Linked DNA regions of Homo sapiens: region 2 is linked to region 1. The links are chromatin loops, found by intact Hi-C in ENCODE. Cell type or tissue: PC-3. All regions are shown on one strand.

What was found. Hi-C counts contacts between places; a loop is a spot of excess contacts. Peaks named below come from ENCODE experiments on the same cell type or tissue, not always from the same donor. Only the 100,000 strongest peaks of a DNase experiment are listed, where the experiment ranks them.
Region 2: a loop joins it to region 1, with 4 times the contacts of the local background. A loop is called at or near these places in 3 of 110 quality-filtered maps.

Annotation. Positions count from the first base shown.
Region 1 is chr18:5,974,543-5,977,042 of GRCh38, reverse strand. All of the region lies in intron 16 of L3MBTL4 (L3MBTL histone methyl-lysine binding protein 4), which reads left to right. All of the region lies in intron 1 of LOC121725015 (a long non-coding RNA gene), which reads right to left. Among named protein-coding and RNA genes, the nearest start is that of TMEM200C, 80 kb to the right of the region's middle. In PC-3, CTCF peaks have their summits at 1,351 and 1,553 (motif pointing right); a DNase peak (open chromatin) is centred at 1,792; H3K27ac peaks cover 534 bases.
Region 2 is chr18:5,878,579-5,881,078 of GRCh38, reverse strand. MIR3976HG (MIR3976 host gene) reads right to left here. Exons shown (of 10, transcript NR_172496.1): 6 at 2,460-2,500; 7 at 311-508. Among named protein-coding and RNA genes, the nearest start is that of TMEM200C, 16 kb to the left of the region's middle. In PC-3, a CTCF peak has its summit at 1,497 (motif pointing left); a DNase peak (open chromatin) is centred at 1,478.

The DNA of each region.
Region 1 (2,500 bases):
AGGATCTGGCTGTCCCCTGGAGGTTGGAGAGGAATGCCTGAAAGATGCCCTCCGGAGTCCAGAGACTCCTAAACTCGGTTCCCTCAGTCCTCCCTGCCAGGACACAAGACCTGGTAAGGAAACAGCAGCTGGGTTGCCGCACACTCCTTTAGCATTGAGTGATTTGGGGTTGGGCAGCGACACTTTTAGAGAAAGTGGCTCTAACTCTGAACAGTTCCTAACCTAGTTTTGAAAGTCATTCTTTGCTTTTGTAGTAAATGAAAAATATCCCTGCCTTCTGGCCTGCGTGCGTTCATTCAGCCTTCATTCATCCACTCAACAGGTATTTGTTGAGCATCAGTTATAAGCCAGACAAACACATGGCTCAGAGTCTCAGGGCAAATGAACCATGGAACCAACACAAGCACCCAAGTCATCCCCCAGACAGACTCTTCCGCTCCTCTAGACTGTCCATGACCTCCTGTCTTCACGCCTTCTGTTATTGGATTTCTGGGGCAGGGTGTAATCCAGGCTACTCAAGCCCTGTTATCATTACTCCACAAGAGTCATGTTAATTGGATCCAGCCACCCAGCCTCTTCCTGCACCCAGGGTGGGTCTGGAGAGAGGCCATGGGCTCAGCACTCTTCTGGACACACACCATCCCAGCAGAAGCAGAATGCTGGCTACTTACAGAGTTTGAAAGTTTCTACTGGCCGTATTTAACGTAATCAGAAGAAACAAGTAAAATTAGTTTTGACGACATATTCTATTTCACCCAATAGATCCAAAACATCATTTCAACATGTAAATCAAGATTCAAAAAATTATTAAGGAGATATTTTACATTCTGCTTTTTCTACTAAGTGATCAAAATCCAGGAGGTACTATAGCACATCTCAGTTTGCACGCTTCACATTTCAGGTGCTCTGTAGTGTGGCTAGTGGCTACTGTTATTGGATAGTACACAGGTGTGGGGCATCCAAGGCTCTTCATTCAACTTCTAACCCTCTCGATAGCCCACTAAGCAGTGGACAATCTCTGACTCTTGTGTGCTTCATCTCCCATATTTATATAAAATTGGTTAAGAGACTGCTTGTGATGAGGGAAGACCAATAGCTAAAATTAGAAAACTGCAGATATTCGTTTATGAATTCTGGATAATAAGGGTATGAGAAACAGAAGACAGTGCAGCAGACAGGCCATGCCCATGTCTGAGGAGCAATATGACTTGGCATCTAAGAAACAGCATGTGCTGAGTGCCTGCTGTCAGAGAGAGGAGCGTTCCTGAGGAGCTCCTGTTCCCATACGGAAATAGACAGTTGTCCTGCACATCATGGTGAAGCCTCTCTTGTTCTGCTTTTTACTTTTGTTTTGTGGATAAAGAAATGGAAATGAAGGGGAATGAGTAGACTCAGAAGCATCAAAATCAAGAGAAGAAAGTGCAGCTGAGAAATGATAGCTTCAAGCACGTTCAGTACGCAGGGCATGAGAACAGGTGATCGTGGGAAGAAAACAACGTTCCCAGCTGAAAAGCCATCTCTGAACATTTCCTTGCTTCTCCAGCAGAAGTCACTATGGAAGCACAGGTCCTGGGTGGAGTAACTTCTCAGTCAGTGCCAGATAAATTGATGGGACTTGGTCGGTGACTGTCACAGATTACACAGTGGGTGAGAGCAATCACATAATTGGATTTGGGGACCGACTGCATTTTTTTTATTTCCTCCTTTTTGCAGCAGAGAACACAGTAGAACTGCTACCCCTTTCATTGAAGAGAAGGTTACTTGTGAAATGGGTCTCCGTTTTTAGTGGGATTAAAAATAACTCAAGGCCCAGTCATGCAGACTGTGGTTTACCATTTATGACTCACTTGCTTCAGTTTTGTTTTGTGAGGCTTTTGTGAAGAAACAGACATATTTTTAAAGAACATTTCCATAAAGGATTTTCCTTCTCATTTGTCAGGGTAGAGCAGAGGTGGGAAGGATGGGTGAGAGGGCAGAGAAGAAATCAGGGACCTACCATTATGTTATTTTCAGACAAAATTAAATCCTTTAGTTTCTAAAAAATATTCTTCCTCTTTTTAAAAAAAAAAAACAAAACAATAGAGACAGGGTTTCTCTGTCACCCAAACTGGGATGCAGTGGTGCGATCATAACTCATTGCAGCTTTGACCTCCTGAACTCAAGTGATCCTCCTGCCTCAGCCTCCCAAGTAGCCAAGACTACAGGTGCATGTCACCATGCCCAGCTAATTTTTTCTTTTTTGTAGAGACAGGGTCTCACCGTGTTGTCAAGTCTGGTCTTGAACTCCTGGCCTCAAGCAATCCTCCCAACTTGGCCTCCCAAAGTGCTGAAATTACAAGTGTGAGCCACTGCACCTGGCTGAATACTTTTCTTTTTAATCTGTGGAATGGGAAGCAGACGGTGCTCTGCCTCGTGTCGCAAGTCTGTTTGGTCGTTTCACTGGAAAGGCAGCCCTAGGTCACACGCTGTCCACAACTGGCAGGTCTGGCTGTCTCAGGCA
Region 2 (2,500 bases), 96 kb after region 1:
ATTGTTTGGATTCTCATTATGCCCACCATAATCAGAATTATCAGCCTAAGTGAAGACTGAAGTATTTTGGAGCTCTGGTCCTTGCTACATGGGTTTAATTAGACAAGAAAATGCCCTGAAAGTGAGGTGAACCAAACAAATGTCAACTTTACAGGCATTGAAATTGATTTCAAAATGTTTGCATCATTAAATTAAAATAATAACAATTCATTAGCCAATTACATTGCTCAATTTGAATATACAGGATTTTTCCTCCTAGATTCAAATTAAAAAATTCAGAGATGGTCAAAATAATTTTGAAAGAACTTACGTTTGTTCTGATGCCAGGTGGGGGTCTTCTGAGGGAGGATTTGCTATGAAGAGTGTTCCAAGAACACTCCAAGTGTAAAGCCATAAACATTCATTTGTGGAGATGTCATACACTTTAAGATAACTCGATTTTCTCTAGTTTGGTCTTCATAAAACTAGACTGTGACTTTCTCCTTGCACTCCAAAGCAGAATATAATCCTTGTTTACAAAATAAGCAAAACATACCTTTATAGCAATACACATTTTATCTTATCACACTATATTATGCCTAGGGAATTTCAATTAAATGGTACCATTAGTTTTCCCTTCAATTTTGGTTTTCTTTAGACCACAAAGTGTTCAAGGCTGGGTCTAATTGGCATAAATGTGGTGTGAATTTTACCACTAAAGAGCAAATCTGTTATTATTATTATTATTTTTGAGACGGATTCTTGCTCTGTCACCCAGGCTGGAATGCAGTGGCGTAATCTCGGCTCACTGCAACCTCTGCCTCCCGGGTTCAAGCAATTCTCCTGCCTCAGCCTCCCAAATATCTGGGATTACAGAGGCCTGCCACCACCCCCAGCTAAATTTTGTATTTTTAGTAGAGACAGGGTTTCAACATGTTGGCCGGGCTGGCCTTGAACTCCTGACCTCAGGTGATCCACCCGCCTTGACCTCCCAAAGTGCTGGGATTACAGACATGAGCCACCACACCTGGCCCAAATCTGCTGATTTAGGTTAAAAAACAACGTATCCTACTCTATCCTTATTGAAAACCTATACTGATCATTGCCCAATTTTCCCTTGAGTGTGTGCTAGAATGCTAGGGCTCTACTGAGAAATTTCAAAAACCATTTTATTTTTTTATTCATATAAATTTAAAGAGTACAAGTGCAATTTTGATACATGGATATCTTGAATAATGATGAAGTCTGAGCTTTTACTGTGTCCATCACCTGAATAATGTACCTGGTACCCATTAAGTAATTTCTCATCACCCATTCCCTCTCACCCTCCCACTCTTTCAAGTATCCAATTCAAAACTATTTTAAGTTAAGGAGTTAGTATTTAAAATATATCAATAGCCCATTTCAGACAGCTTTGTGTCAAATCACTTTCCCATGCTTTTATCCCTAGATGACTCAGTTGTCTTCACATTTTTTGTCCAGTGTAAAATTTTAGATTTCCCTGCATCTTGCTCCCCCTACTGCCAAGTAGGTGTATGTGCTCCTTAAAGTAAAAACAAATGCCACATTCCAAAGTACTTTTTGAAATGCTTTTTCTATAAAATGCATGCCCTTCCCTGTTGTCCCTGACCTCCCACCAAAATGTGAAGTGATCTGGATAATAACATTTTCTTTTTATCACCATTGCTCCCATTAATAGCATATGCTTACTCTGTATTCTTTCTGAATTCTTTTATGTAGCTAGGCTCCCATCCTGGAAATGTGAACAAATGTCGGTCGCAAGACTCACTGCCAGTTTTCTTTAACCAGAAGTACTAATGCCGGCCACACTTCTCACCACTGTTCCTTCTATTCATCAATTTCTTTAGCAAACATTTATCATAGACCTTCTAATTTTCAGACTCTGTCTTTAAGAATGAAGATATCAAAAATATGTACTTTTTGACCTTGAAATGTCATATTCTAGTAGAGGACACTGATATGTAAACAAATAATTTCAATGTGTGACATGTGGAGGAGAATTTTATGAAAATAGCATAGTCAAGAGTGTACATTTTCAGCACTGAGCTAGCTCTAAAAACTTTCTCACCTGCAAAATAGGACAAGTACCTACCTCAGCAGGTTTTTGTGAGTATTAAATGGCACAAGGCATATAAGGCCGTGTGTCTGGCATATGGTGGGTGCTCAGTAAATGCCGGCTACTATTATTACTAGTTAATAATGACATGATAATAACCAGCAATTATTTGGTTTCCAGGAGTAGGAACTATTCTCTCAATCACTCACCACTTGGAAGTTTCTTCCCCTGGTGTGATACAGAATTTTGAATCATTCAGGGTTCACTCAGAAAGCAGAGGCACTGTGAGCTCTCTATGGCACAAGGGATTTAGTTCAAGAATGGGACGTTGTCTGGTCGTAGGAGGATCTGGGGAAAGTGATGTTCCAGGAAGGAATTTGGAGTTTCGGGGGAAGTCACCAACCTGAGAAGTTAAGCACGTCCAAGCACCGAAATAAGGCTGCA